2 separate regions of the Homo sapiens genome follow, and region 1 is linked to region 2. A link is an interaction called in ENCODE POLR2A ChIA-PET data of the cell type or tissue named here. Cell type or tissue: MCF 10A. All regions are shown on one strand.

Evidence for each region. Peaks named below come from ENCODE experiments on the same cell type or tissue, not always from the same donor. Only the 100,000 strongest peaks of a DNase experiment are listed, where the experiment ranks them.
Region 1: POLR2A ChIA-PET joins it to region 2 with 6 read pairs; 1 of 35 experiments calls an interaction of 5 or more read pairs at or near these places.

What each region holds. Positions count from the first base shown.
Region 1 is chr13:98,886,706-98,894,705 of GRCh38, forward strand. It overlaps DOCK9 (dedicator of cytokinesis 9), which reads right to left. Exons shown (of 53, transcript NM_001366683.2): 16 at 1,927-2,006; 17 at 1,655-1,842; 18 at 1,453-1,518. Among named protein-coding and RNA genes, the nearest start is that of DOCK9-AS1, 59 kb to the left of the region's middle. In MCF 10A, no CTCF peak of the experiment used is centred here; a DNase peak (open chromatin) is centred at 3,686.
Region 2 is chr13:99,146,456-99,154,455 of GRCh38, forward strand. No RefSeq gene overlaps it. Among named protein-coding and RNA genes, the nearest start is that of UBAC2-AS1, 50 kb to the right of the region's middle. RefSeq lists silencers at 5,146-5,195, 5,206-5,275, an enhancer at 5,582-5,751 and a cis regulatory region at 5,667. In MCF 10A, no CTCF peak of the experiment used is centred here; DNase peaks (open chromatin) are centred at 4,286, 4,646 and 5,246.

The DNA of each region.
Region 1 (8,000 bases), 260 kb before region 2:
CATTCCTACGGCATAGACTTAGCATCGCCACCTCTGATGGGCCCCAGGCCTGTGAGCCCCGGACTGCTGGGTCCTGCCCACCTTCCAGCTTGCCTTGAAGCCCATCTGCCTGCTCCCCTTCCTGCCCTTCCAGGTCACAGCCCTGGATGATGCCTTGCTCACTGTTCCCTTTCACATTTCCATGCCTTTTCTTATGCAATTCTTCTGTCCAAATAACCTTCGCTTCTGCATGCATCAAGAAAACGCTCAAGCATTCTTCAAGAAATTGTCAACTCCTTCCATGTGTCCCCTCAGCATTTTTCTGTATTAATTTTCAGTTTTGTCCAAAACTTCATTTCATACCATCTGTCCACCAAGATCTTTTTCTCCACGACTGTTTTTCCCACTTGACTGAATTTCTTGAGGACAGATACTATATTTTATATATATATATATATATTTTTTTTTTTTTTTTTTTTTTTTGCATCTTTGTCTCCTTCTCCTCTTAGGAAGTCACTTTAACATAGTCACAGTAAAACAATTTGGGTTATGGAGCTAGACTGCCCGGGTTTGAATCTTGGTTCCACTAATGTTTTACCTTAGGCAAAAAATTCTGCACTACTCCCCTCACCTAAAACATATGGATAATAGGCCGGGTGGGGTGGCTCACGCCTGTAATCCCAGCATTTTGGGAGGCCAAGGTGGGCAGATCACACGGTCAGGAGATCGAGACCATCCTGGCTAACATGGTGAAACCCCGTCTCTACTAAAAATACAAAAAATTAGCGGGGTGTGGTGGCAGGCTCCTGTAGTCCCAGCTACTCGGGAGGCTGAGGCAGGAGAATGGCATGAACCTGGGAGGCAGTGCTTGCAGTGAGCCGAGATCACACCACTGCACTCCAGCCTGGGCGACAGAGCGAGACTCCATCTCAAAAAAAAAAAAAAAAAAAAAAAAAAGGATAATAATAATACTTAACTCAAAAGACTACTGAGAACCAAAAGAGTTAAACACACACTAGAGCAGTGCCTGGAGTACAAACAGCTTTCAATAAAAGTTACCTATAATCTACTGCTATTATTATTACTATACTGTAGTAAACATTTAATAAAATTATCAATTGTTGATCAGTTATTATTATTTCTATGATCAACATTATTCATATCCTAATTCTTAGCACCCACAGTATGAGCACTTGGCTCATAGGTGAACAGTAAGTGTTTGCTGAATTGAGTGTGTATAAGAAACTCTGATCCTTAAAAAGAATAAAAAACAGTCAATTAGGAGCCAGAACCTAAATATTCCATATTCGATAAGATTGAGTATATATGTTTATACATTGTAACATTATATATTTTTGATTTGTGTCAATTAAAATGTGCTAAACTGTTGTAGTTGTACGGTATCATGAAAGTGCATTTTGAAAATGGAAAAATCAGAATTCGTAGGTGAACATATATTAAAAAAAAACAAACCTTAAGGGGCTGAGAGTCTTCCTCATCTGAATCTTTGAATTCAATGCAAATCGCAATATTTCTAGCCTGCAGCAATAAACAAAACAGAATAAGAAAAAACAACAGAAAGTCAGACTATGTAAGTATTTATAAAAGAACATGGGACGCTGAATCTAAAGGGAGGGTTTGACATCAAGAATGAAACCTCCATCTTCACACTCACCTTGGCAAAAGACTTCTGACTGTCGTATTTCAAGTACTTAGGATAAACGTAAAGGTGATTGGTGTAGATGGTGTAAGGCTGAGTGTGTTTTGGTATGCAGGGCACAAATTCCTCCACTTCAAACGTGATGGGAGTTTTACTGCAGGTTTCAAATTGTTTTGTGGGAATGTATGATGAATTAACATAATCTGCAAAGATATTCAAAATAACTCAAACTGAAGTAAAACCCAAACTAATAAAAATTCTGTCTATTATGTAGAACTGACACTTACTAGGGAAGTCTGAGGAAACATTATCAATTGTAATGTCTAGATTGCCTAAAATCACTGGGAGCTTAGCCATCTTCTCAGGTCTGCAAACAAAAGAAGAGAAAAATTAAACATTCGTAAGTTAACTCTAAAACCGACACTCTAGAGCAGCACTTCCAAGAGAAATATAAAGCAAGCCATAAAGACAATTTTAAACATTCTAGTAGCCTCATGAAAAACAGCAAACAGGAACTGGTAACATTAATTTTAATAATATACTTCACTCAACCCAATAGGTCCAAAATATTACCATGTCAGTATTTAATCAGTATAAAAAATGTGTACTCTAAGTCTTTAAAACCAGATATGTATTACTGGTTTTATACTTAAAGCACATCTCAATTCAGACGTCCTGTATTTCACAGGACAGCCACACATGGCTAGTGGCTGCGCACTACACAGTACAGGTCTAGATAAAGAATATCAGCAAAACAGTTACAGCTCAAGTGTTCCTGAATCACTCCAGCCTCACCATAAATATTTGGCTCATTTAGAATCATCACCATTTGGGGGAGCTAAGCTATGAGGATGCAAAGGCAGTAGAATGATACAATGAACTTTGGCGACTTGTGGGAAAGGGTGGGAGTGGGGTGAGGGAAAAAAGACTACACATTGGGTACAGTGTACACTGCTCGGGTGATGGGTGCACCAAAATCACAGAAATCACCACTAAAGAACTTATTCATGTAAGCAAACACCACCTGTTCTCCAAAAACCTATTGAAATAAAAAATAAAATAAAACATACAATCATCACCATCAGGAACTAGAAATCATCTTAGGCTCCAGTGTCCAGCACAATGCTGGGTTCAGAGTCGAAGCTCACTGAAATTGTTGTATTAATATTTGTTCTGACTCAATCCAATATAGGAATCCCCTGTGACACTCCTGACAAGTGCTGCTACTGCCTCACCCTTCCTAGTGACAATGAGACTTCTGATTCAGCGGTTTTGACACTAGTCTGCTCTTGCTCATAGCATAGTGAAATTCACCTCCCTGAAACTTCTACTCACCAAGGGGTCTAGCGATGTTCCTCTATCTTTCAACCACCTATACTACACATTCTGAAGCCCTCTATTCTCAGCACTTTTGCACCTGCCCCAATGTCATTCTCTCCCAGAAGAACCTGCCATTTATATTACAGAGCCTGGAACTGCATACATCTGGCCAGTGTGGGTGCACAGCTGGGTGCACAGCCTCTGTCTGGTTTTCAACAATATACCTGTCTATTAACACAGCCTCAAAGCTATTACTTTTAGGTAGCCATACCATCCTAGTGACTCACAGGAAATTTACAGTCACCTAAAATTCCTACATCTTTTTTCACATGCTTATTTCTTTGTCCTTTATTTATATAATTATATTTTTGGACCTCAGAAGAGAATTTAATTTTTGTCTTGCTGAAATTTCATCGTATTGTGTTTGAGCTATTTCTAGTTTATCAAAGTCCTCCTAGATCCAGATTTTACCACCTACTGCATTAGATATTCCTAATAGCTTTATGTCATAAAAATATTTAATCAGCATGTTATAGTCTCATAAAAGTCATTGATAAAGATACTGCACAGTATATTGCCAAGAACAGGCTCCTTCCCAAGTCTCTGGAGGCCCATTTCCAGACTGACACTAGCTCATTCATCACCCTCCCTAGCATCTGGTTTTTCCAGCAGTTGAACAACTGCCCACTCACGTGTGCAGCGCTTCTTTGACTCATTCACAGGCTACCACAGCACCCACACGTGGTAAATACATTCTGCTGAAGCCTTTGCACTCCTCTACTACACAAGCTTAGCGGCGCAGTTACAAAGAGAGAAGAAATGCAGTTAGGATGACTAGTTCAACACGATATGACTTAGTCTTAGGAAACACAATGCCGCCTCACAGTCCTTCCTACGCCACCTGTTTCAGATCTCCTTTAGAACATTGCCAAAGATCACCAAAGCACAGGGACTGGCAGATTCAGCATTTGGTTTTGTTCCCATTTTTGAAAAGTTCCTACCTACAATTTTGCAGATTCTTTGGACATGACTGCTGACTATTAAGCAGCCTCACGTGTCACTCCTCAGTACATCTTGGAATATTTGTCACCTGAATTAGGACTTCCCTAAAATTTCTAAATTCCTGCATCCTTAAGACTAGAGACGATGTTGAGAAGATCCATCGTGGCCCATCGCCAGCTCTAAGCTGCTAAATCTCTTTCTCTCAGGGTCCCTCCCTCTCATTTCCACTTGTCTTCTGTTTACATCTGAGTTTAAATGAACAGTTCCTGAAAGAGGTAATGGTCAGGAAGGCAAGTCAATGATTTTTCACATGTTCCGCCTTCCGTTGAAAAGATGTCTGGCCAAGAGCTCTCCAGGTACAGCCAAGCACTCCCCTACAGTTTGCCCCTGTGCCTGCGGTGTGAGCTGCTTCACACACACAAGATCCTTTCCTGTTGGTGGGAGGAGGGGCAGCAGCCTCCCCTCAAGGGTCAGTCATTTCCTGAGAGCTTTTGACCCAGCATCTCCCAAGCTCTGGGCACTCCTACGATGATAGCTTGTGGAGCCTCTCTCAGCTTCACATAGAACTCTTCAGGGGCATCAACCTTCAGACAGGGGGTTTTATGAAGGTATCAATTTTCTTGACATACGGTGCCTTGCTCACCTCTTCAGTGGAGGAATTCAACACCACAACATATCACAAGACACTGCACTCCACAAAATTGTAGAGACACCTATGAAGTTGTATCTGCTTTGAGTTAGAAATACTCTGTTTATTACAAATTATACTTTTAAATATAAGTAAGTATGCAAGGGTAATGGATTTCACCCCCTCCTAATTATTTCCACCTATGAATGAACAGGCATCTTCATCACCATTTTTAAGATCACTCCAACATCCTCCACATATAAATTTTTGAGAGAGGTGGAACACAATTAAAATACGTTTCTAAGCAACATATTTTAATTAAATGATCTTCACTGGAAATCTTCCTATAGTGTATTGTGTCCTTCTGTGCCTAACTATAGTTATTTCTTATTCTATTTCCTCCCTCTGCTGAGAGATTTTACTTCTAGTTGCTGCTTCTGTAAAGACGTTCTTTCCATGTGTTTCCAAGCACATTTCTGAGTTTAGTTCCATATTATGTAGCACATGGGCTTTTAAAAGTTGTTTTTTTTTTTGCCAGCTTTAAGTTTTTAAAAACCCAATCTCAAACCCATTTCAAAAGTTTATGGTTTATGTTGAATCTGGTTTATTAGACATCAAACACTCACAGGCAATAAAGATTTTACTGCCTTTTTATGCACTTCCAAAGTGGTGGTTGTGTGCGTGTTACACAAACTGAATTCTTTCATGACTGAGAATAGTTTTGGTTTTTTTGCTTTGTTTTGCTAAAGAGTACCTATATTCTATGCAAAATTTATAAAATAATCCTTGAACATGAAAACTCATCTTAAAATTACACGAATTAAGTAAGCATGCAATACAGACACTTGCAGGATGCCTGGCCTCTGGGAACTGCTCCTGTCTCTGTGTGAATGTAGAAGTGAGGCTCAAACTCTCTCTTAGGAAAATTTTCCCTTCCCACTGCCCATCCATTTCTGCTGACTCAACAATTCCCACAGAGGAAATGGGAATGGTATCATCAACTAGCAGTCCTCCCATGCCAACAGATTTGGGGTCCTTATCTAAGTGTTTCTGCAGCCGGTCTTCCCTTCCTGACTTCCTGTATTGGCTCGTTAAAATGATTAGCTGGCAATACAGGTATGTTTGGACTGCTATTGGTGGTGAGTTTAATCTTCTAACTGTGTTTTGTGAAAGGAAATATTCCCTAAAAGCTTTGGTGTCACTTAAAAAAAAACAACTATATATGATTGAAAGAAATTTGAGATATTTTTGTTTCAACAAAAACCACTGAGTTTATGTCTAAGAAGAAAATTCAATAAGCATTTATCAAGTGCTTAGGATATGCTGCAATGTATGTACTCAGGACCATGGAGGAATGCAAACAAGACATAATTTCTTTCCTCAAGAAGCCAAAAGTCCAGTAGACACTGTAAGCTACTTACGGCATATGAGGGCAATCACTTTCACAGAGTATGTACAAACCTCTACCAGAAGGCAGAGTATCTAGATCTATCGAGAGGGAACACGGGATGAGATCAGTATTCATGGTGGGAGAAATCACCTTAATGCCTTTTGCATTTATTCCCCACCACGGTTTTAGGGGGCAGGGGCTGTTATTATCCACCCTTAAAAAGAGGAGGCGGCTCAGGCAGAGAAGCCAAGTAACCGCCTCCAGGACTCCCAGCACAGAAGTGAGCCACAGACTGGGCTTTGAAAGATGAGTAGAGTTCCCTGAGAAAGACAAAGGAAAAGGGGAAGTGTGTATGCTGCATGTGTTTGTGATTTATGTGCTGCTTGATGAGGCAGGAAGGGGACACAATTTGGGCAGAGAGAAAAGCATGGCAGAGGGAAGTCCCCAGTGGGTTTAGAGAAAGTCAAGCAGCCCTACTTGGCTTGAGTGCAGTGTAACCAGAGCGAAATCGGGGTAAGACTGTAAAACCTGGATGCAAAGAAGATGAGTGTACAAATAAACACAGACACATTAAGCTGCATACGCAAAAACTTTAGTAGTATTATTACCTAAACTATCCAACGTAGTACCATTAAAAAGGTCTACGTTTTAAAGAAAACGTTCTATTTTTATACTTTGCCTTCATGTCTTCGCATTTCCTGCAGAAGTTGGAAAAGATGAGATACCATCTTATCCATGAGATACCACCATGAACAAATCAAATACAAAGTACCAAGTCTCTCTTCTTATAAAATGTTAGCAATATCATCTATCGGACAGAATCGCTTTCTTACTAAATCTTGGAACATATCCCTGGGTAATTATTGCAAGGGAAAAAGGAAAGTGGCTTATGAGCTTTGGCAGCTGTTTTGTTAAGACTGAGACAGCGTGAAGAAATTTTTTTCATGCATTATTAAATAACATTTTGAGACAATCATGGGGGTAGAAACAATAGCTTTGGATCCAAGCCGGTGCCCAGGCCACTGACATGAGATTATTTCCTGTAAAATATACAGAGGAAAGAAAAATAGCAATGCAAAGATTTTTAAAAAATGAAAAAGGAATCCTCCACGTCCCCTAACTCTGTTGTGAAGAATACGGGGAGTGGGCACCAAAGTTTCTTTGAATACTTATTGAGGAGCGTGGCCTCACTTATCCTGCTGTGTCTTCTATGCTGTCACCATCGGATCCCTGTTTTCAGGTTTCTGGGTCTCTAACTGGCCACCTGGAGCACACCCTTCACACCAATGCCCTCCTGCTGAGCACATGCATGAAGAAGTGGTGTGCAGAAGAGAACTCACACTTGGTTTTCCCTGGGCTCCTTTCTGCCTGGCCACAGGCTTTCTGCTCCCATCACTTTCAAATTAGTGACCATGTGAAGCCCCACTCCCCAGCCTCCACTGAAGACAGGACCATGCACTGGGGCTGCCCCTGAGGAGCCGCCACTGTGGGGAAGTCTCAAGCTAACCAGCCTAGGAAGTAACTTCTGAGACAGGGCTCCAACCTCCATCACATATAAAAAACTTCATTGTTTGTTTTGTCTGAATATAAAAGTGTTAGTTTTTTAAAAGTTCATATAAAAATGACAGAATGTTATAAAGTGGAAGGTGAAATATCACCCATCAACCCATCCCTCAGAGATAACCATGATTATTTGGCATATATCCTAAATAGCTATTTTTATGCCTATCTTTCCATCTAGATAGCTACTTGCTTATCCATTTCTTCATTTACATACAAAAGAAATATATATTTTCTTTCAAAAAATATAGTAATACAGATATATTTTTTCTTCCTTAATAATATAGTGTATTCACTTTCCTAAGTACACGCAGACCCACCTCATGGTTATTAAGAGTTGCATGGTAGTTGAGCGAAGGAAAATATTGAAATCTATCCAACTAAAGGTGACTGGTTTTTGAAAAAATTAGTAAGAATGAAATTTTCTTGAAACTCAAAAAATGACAATAATTACTATATGA
Region 2 (8,000 bases):
CTGTGGGACTTGGCCTAGCTCGCCCCTTTTGAGGCTCCCGCGGCTGCTCTGTCCACCTCCCTAGTCCCTTGGTGGCTTCAATAGTGGGCACCCCCTTAGCAAGTCACTCCCACGCCAATCAAATTCTAGGGAATCCACTGCACATACTGGGTGGTTTCAAACCACAGAAATGTATTCTCTCCCAGTTCTACAGGCTTGGAGTCCCGCAGGAAGGTGTACGGCAGGCCAGGCTCCCTCTGAAGGCTCGAGGGGAGAAGCCGTTCCAGGCCTTTCTCTTGCTTCTGGTGTTGCCATCAGTCCTTCTGTTCCTTGGCTTCTAGACGCGTCCCTCCCGCCTCTGCGTCTGTCTTCCCATGGTATTCTTCCTGTGTCCTGATCCCTCTTTTCATAAGGACACCTGCCATCTTGGATTCATGGCCCACCCTAACTCTAATAAGTATGACCTCATCTTAGCTTGATGACATCTGCAAAGACCCTGGTTCCAAATAAGGCCACAGTCACAGGTGCGGGGGCAGGTATTGGCTAGGGCTGGGAGGGGAAAATCTGTTCCAGGTCTCTCTCCCCTTGGCCATCTTCTCTCTATGTCTCTTCACATCGTCTTCCCTCTATGCATGTCTGTCTCTGTGTCCAAATGTCTCCTTTTTATAAGGACACCAGTCATAGTGGATTAGGGCCCACTCTAATGACCTCACTTTAATTTGCCTCTGTAAAGAGTATTTACAAATAAGGTGACATTCTGAGGTATTGGGGGTTCAACATATGAATGGGAGGGCACAATTCAACCCATAACAGCAACCTGAGACATTTTATGTATTAATATTTCATGAAGATCAAGAATATAAACACAAAAAATAGCATGCACTGTATATAACACAGTAGTCATAGTTGCCAATTGTTATTCAAATATCTTAAAATAATTTTTGGTTTTTTTTGAGATGGAGTCTCGTTCTGTCACCCAGGCTGGAGTGCGGTGACACGATCTCGGCTCACTGCAATCTCTGCCTTCTGGGTTCAAGTGATTCTCCTGATTCAGCCTTCCGAGTAGCTGAGACTACAGGCATATGCTACCACACCCAGCTAATTTTTGTATTTTTAGTAGAGACGGGGTTTCACCATGTTGGCCAGGCTGGTCTCAAACTCCTGACCTCAGGTGTCCATCCACCTTGGCCTCCCAAAGTGCTGGAATTACAGGCGTGAGCCACGATGCTTGGCCTAAATATCTTAAAATAATTTTTTAATTTCTCTGAATCATTGGCCATAAAATCAGAAATATTATTACAACTTTATATATGGGACTTATGGATTTTACAACATTTGCACTTTTATTTTCTATAGTTAAGGTTAGATTCTATTTCTGCTACGTACCTGTTTTGAATTGGAAATTATATGCCCTTAAGTATTGTTTTGCAAGAAACAAATGACTCATTAATAACACCATAAATAACCCATACGGTGGGTAAGCATGTGGGCTCTGATGTCAGAGTGCTTAGATGTGCATCCTGGCTCTATAACTTACTAGCTGTGTGGCCTTAAGGTAAGCCCATTAAATTCTGACCTTTCGTTTCTTCATCTTTAATGAAGAGATGAGGGCAGTACTGTTGTTATTACTATTATTATTATTTAGAAACAAGGTCTCTCTCGCTCTGTTGCCCAAGCTGGAGTGCAGTAGCTCGATAATAACTCACTGCAACCTGAATTCCTGGGCTGGAGCAACCTGCCTGCTTCAGCCTCCTGAGTAGCTAAGACTATAGACGTGTACCACCATGACTGGCTAATTTTGAATTTTTTTTAAGAGACAAGGTCTCACTATGTTACCCAGGTTGGCTTCAAACTCTTGGGCTCAAGTGATCCTCTTGCCTCAGCCTCCCAAGGTACTGAAATTACAGGCATCAGCCACTGTGCCTGGGCTAGTACTGTTATTTTGAAGCACTTTGCACAGTGTTTATTCAGAATAAACACCCACCAAATGTTAGCTATTATTTTGTCTGCAGTATTGGTATATATGTATTTGTTTAGTAAGAGATGGAGTCTCGCTCTGTCGCCCAGGCTGGAGTGCAGTGACGTGATATTGGCTCACTGCAACCTCCACCTCCCGGGTTCACGCAGTTCTCTTGCTTCAGTCTCCCGGGTAGCTGGGATTACAGGTGCCCACCACCACACCCGGCTAATTTTGGTATTTTTAGTAGAGACAGGGTTTCTCCATGTTGGCTAGACTTGAAGTATTAGTTTATACACAATAATTCTGAAAAGGAAAAGATGTAATAGAAGTGGAATTTTTACAATCTAAGTAAAACCTCACATTTTCTAGAAAAGTATTACTAATATTTTCCTTTAAAATGACTGCATATAATCAGTTCCTTTCTTTTCTTTTCTTTTTTGAGATGGAGTCCCACTCTCTGGCCCAGGCTGGAGTGCAGTGGTGTGATCTTGGCTCACTGCAAACTCCGCTTCCTGGGTTCAAGTGATTCTCCTGCCTCAGCCTCCTGAGTAGCTGGGATTACAGGTGCACCCCACTACACCTGACTAATTTTTGTACTTTTAATAGAGAGAAGGTTTCACCATGTTGGCCAGGCTGGTCTTGAACTCCTGACCTCAAGTGATCCACCCGCCTCAGCCTCCCATGGTGCTGGAATTACAGGCGTTCAGCCACTGCGCCTGGCCTACCAGTTCTTTTCTCTTTGTCTTAACAGTTTTGTAAAAATAGGTCATTCTTAAATATGGTACAAATTAAAACATCATAAAAGGAAATACAGGAAAAAGTAGATTTCTTCTCCTTTACTCCAAATTCTCACATCACCTTTCCAGAGACAACCACTGTTAAATTTCTTACATATCTTCCCAGAAACAATCTATGCATATGCAAGCGATAGATGTAATGTATGTGTGTACATCCCTACCCACATTTGTATACGATAGCATCTTGTATCTTCTGCATCTTGCTTTTTATAATTTAATGATACCTCTAGAAAATTTATCTTATCCATGCCAAGTAATATTGTTTCATTCTTTTCACTGTTGGATTGTCTACTCTATGGACGTACCAGAATTAACTTACCCAGCCCCTACCAATGGGCATTTGGCTGGTTTCTTTTGTTGCTGCAACGTGCATTTGCATCTTCATGTTCATGTGCAAATATATCTGTAAGACACATTCCTAAATGTAGAACTGCCAAGTCAAAGAGCATATGCCTGTTAAAATTTGGTTGGTGCTTTTTAAATTGCCCTCCAAAGAGAATGAACCAATGGTACCAGGCCCCCTCATCACCATCCAGGCATTTTTACACTTTTTGAATTTTTCCAATTTTCTAAGTGTCAACTGCATCTCATTCAACTTTGAATTTGTATTTTTGTTATTAGAGTGAGACTGAGTATCCTTTCATTTGTTTAGAAAGGCTTGGCTGGGCACAGTGGCTCACACCTATAATCCCCGCACTTTGGGAGGCCGAGGCAGGTGGATCACCTGAGGTCAGGAGTTCAAGATCAGCCTGGCCAACACGGCAAAACCCCGTCTCTACTAAAAATACAAAAATTAGCCAGGTGTGGTGGCAGGAGCCTGTAATCCCAGCCTCTCGGGAGGCTGAGGCAGGAGAATTGCTTGAACCCAGGAGGTGGAGGTTGCAGTGAGCTGAGCTTGCACCACTGCACTCCAGCCTGGGTGACAGAGCGAGACTCAGTCTCAAAAAGCAAACAAATAAACAGAAAACAATGAAATGCTTTATACTTTATTATGAACTATTCAAAATTGGCCCATTTTCTCTTTGAATATTAATTTTTCTAATCATCTTTATTAGCTTTTTTTATACTAAGGAGTCTAACCTTGAGCATGTCTGTTGTGACATTTTTCCTGTTTAATAATTGTTGTTGATTTTGCTATTGTCTTTTTTGTCTGGTAGACATTTTTAATTCTTTTTTTCTTCTTTGGTTAAATGTATTAGTAAGCCAGGAGATCATTGCAGTTCTTTAGGTGGGAGAGTGAGTTGGCTTGGGCTGGAGTGAGGCTGGTGTGTACAGAGAGAAATGGTAGGTTTGAGAATATAGGTATTGTGTTCCTGGAACCAACAAGCTTAGCTGATGTATTAAATATGGCGGTACGGAGAGGGGGGCAGATGAGGTGGGAGAAAGAGAGATTGACTCTGAGGCTTCAGGGCTGAGTAACCATGTGGACAATGATACAACTGACAGATGGGCAAGACTTTAGGAAGAGCCAGTCTCCAACCTGTTTTGGAAACCTGCTTCCACATGCCTGGTTTCATGACACCATACACGTTCGGGTCTTGTCCATTCATTGTCGACTGAGGTTCTTTCCATCAAAGTGAGATGTTGAGTCAGACTATGCATTGAGAGTGTCTGAAACCATCATTACTATGTTGCATATATTCCTAAGTAATGACTTAGAGATCAAGAGCGCTGACATAATGCCTGCCATGTTGTGGCCTCACCCTGTGTCTGCTTTTGATCTCTTCTGGGGACTTCAGCACACCATGCAATAAATGGGGACACACTGACCCACCTCTGTGTCTGGGCCTGAATTAAATAAATTTGTTTAGATTTCCCTGAGCTCACAAGTATTTGATGAATCAAGTACATTTAGCAACCTGGCCTGGCAAGCCAGTAACAAACAAAAACAGACTCGTCTGTGCATGCCCTCAGGGCCATGGTCTGTGAGCACCGTGGGGGAAGGCAGAGGAGAGGGTTGATTTTTTTAAGAGGCTTTGAAAATATAAAATTCCACATGGATGATTAATACTTCTATGCAGCATAATGGGTGTTGGCAACCAATGTGAAGAAATTCTTGTTGAAAGAGAAAAGACGATGTTATGGAATAATCTCCTCTGGGAACTAAAGCCACTTACAAGGAAATATTTGAAAGTCTATTTTAATTCCTATCTTATTCATGTCTTCCTTTGACAGTAAGTGAAGTGCATAGCACTATGGGACATGTCTAAAATCAGCTGCTAACTATTCATTTGGCTCAACTGCTGAGGCCAATGATCAATTCCTTGTGCTATATTGTATTGCCTGGAACCTAGTTGTGCTCATGTGTATTGTATTGTATTGTATTGTATTGTATTGTATTGTATTGTATTGTATTGTATTGTATTGTATTGATCTATTTGCTTATTTCTGTAGAGCTGGAGTCTTACCACTTTGCCCAAGCTTGTCTCAAACTCCTGGGCTCAAGCAATCCTCCCACCTCAGCCTCTGAAAGTTCTGAGGTTACAGGCATGAGTCACTGCACCGGGCCATGTCTATTTTATTCTTGACACATGGCCATATTTGCAGTGAGATTAAGTATGGGAGTAGCCATGTGACTCAGCAGAGTGAGGAGACCAGAGCAGCAAGACCTACCCAAGGTGGACAGAGCAAGTGGTCCCCTGCAGGTGCAGCGTTGTCTTGGTGGCTTCTAAGACTTTCTTTCCCTGGGCTGAACGGTCACATCACTGGCATTATTCTCCGGCATGACAGTGTTATATCTTGATGGCTACTGTTCAAATGCTTTCTTTTAAACTAGAAGTTAAAAAGACCTGTTAAATCACAATATCCACATAAATGGACTGGCTAGAGTTGACTCACCTTACCAAACAGGTGTATAGGACTCTAAAGGGGCCCAGGAGACATATAGAACCGCTAACTGCCAGTTCCAGGTGGGGAATTCTAGCCAGCAAAGTGGGAAGTGCACAGGGCCTCGCCAGACTCAAGGGCCCCAAGGAGAGGGCCCATGACTACTTTGTCCATCCAGATACCCTTGCCAGTTAAAGCCATATGTGGAACACACCAGTGGCCATTCTTGAAGCCTTTGTTGATGAAGGAACATGTGAACTGGCTACAGGGAGGGGAATCAGGCTCCATAAAGAGGCAGGGATGCAAGGGGCTGCTTGACATCAGCTCCCCTATCCCAAATCTTCCCTGAGACCCAGCTCAGGCACAGTGATAGCTCCTGAGAAGATGAAAACAAACAAAAAGACATATTCTGCAAACAATTTTTTGTTTAATTTTTTAAAATTTAAAACATCAGGAAAAAATCATGTGCAAGAAAAAAACTATTATAACAGTCTTAAAAAAATTTTTTTTTACTTTCAGAGATAAGATATATACACACAGCAATACACACCAATCTCAACTGAACAGCTCTATGAAAATTATTTCAAGTGACTCTGCATGCTTTCTTACTTGCTTCCTAAACTTTATAAAATTTCAAGTGAAACACTTGACTTGCTTTGTCCAAGAGAATGTGCTGGAAGTGACACTCTGGGACTTCTGAGGACAGGTCACAATATGCCTTGCAGCTTCTGCCTGGGAATCTTGGATCCCTTGCCCTTGGAATGCTCCCTCTGTGAGCCCAGATATCAGGCTGTGAAAGCTGCAAGGTGAGGTTGAGTGGGAGTGCTGTGAGGCACAGACCCAGCGGAGCTTCCAGCCAATAGCCAACTTCAATGCACATCATGAGAGTGAGCACCCATGGGTATTCAGCCCCGCCAAGTCTTCAGAGGACTGAAGCCCCAGTTGACATTTCATTGCGACTGCATGACAGACCCCAAGGGAGAACTTCCCAACTGAGCCCAGCCAACCCACAGGACTGTGGGTGGCTTGGTATATAGGAAGAGATAATGGAACTGCCTGCCATTCTGGGTGAAATCAGGGTCAGGAAAAATAAAATCAACAAACATATATTGAGCGTAAGACTCTGGAAGATACAAAGAGTATGTATATAGTTGAGATGGGGGGAAGGGACATTTATATAAGAGAGTAACAGAAGGTTCAAGGTAGCACATGACTCCTAAATACAGGTGTGCAGGGGGCAAAAAGATCAGCGAAGTCTAGAAAGTCTCTTTGGAGAGGAGAGATTTGAAATGAGAATGAAAAGCTAGGGGAGTAGACTCAGGCAGAGAGGAAGCATGAGGCATAGGTTCAGGCATGGTTTTGGAAAAGGGCCTAAGTTGAAAGATCAAAGAGATCAACTTGGCTGGAACACAGAATTTGCAAACTCATGTAGAGGATGATAAAGTTGGATGGACCTTGAATAACAAGGAAAACTGCTTTTCAAGAGAAAGGTTAGGGCAAGAGTTTTAGATTGAAGGCTGTCTGTGCTTAAGTGAGGGTAAGGCCATGGAGGAGAAGGTCTCTGAAGAAATGAGCTTCAAAATAACTTTGTAGGAAGAATATAATCATTTAAACCCATCACTTCTTTTTTATAAAATCCAGTTTCCTCAAAAGCAACTCCACACTGAATAGCAGGAAAAAGGGGGGCCATGCAAAAAGGGACCCGCTCAAAATTCTCACTATTAAAGAGGACAGTTGCAATCATGAGCAGTTCCACCCCAACAAAGGAGAAATGTGGGGATCAAAAGCAATCTAATTGGGCTGGGTGTGGTGGCTCATGCCTGTAATCCCAGCACTTTGGGAGGCCAAGACAAGTGGATCACCTGAGGTCAGCAGTTCGAGACCAGGCTGGCCAACACAGTGTAACCCTGTCTCTACTAAAAATACAAAAATTAGCAGGGTGTGGTCGCACACGCTTGTAGTCCCAGGTACTCAGGAGGCTGAGGCAAGAGAATCGCTTGAACCCAGGAGGCAGAGGTTGCAGTGAGCCGAGGTCACGCCACTGCACTCCAGCCTGGGTGACAGAGTGAGACTTGATCTCAAAAACAAAACAACACAACAACAACAACAACAACAACAAAATGCCAAAAGGAATCTAATTGAAGCTGAGGCCACTGATACCAGAGGGTAAGGACAGGGCCATTGCAGATATCTCAGTTACTCTTGAAGTCAGTTTCAGGAAGGGGCCACATCCTCTTTAGCCAAATACTCTAGGCTTAGGGTTTTGCAAAGTCATCATAGGGTAGGTGCTCTGAAAGCAGACGCTGCGATGGAATTTGGAGTGTAAGATACTTATCAGGGGCCAGGAGTGGTGGCTCACACCTGTAATACCAGCAATTTGGGAGGCTGAGGTGGGCAGATCACTTGAGATCAGGAGTTCAAGACCAGCCTGGCCAGCA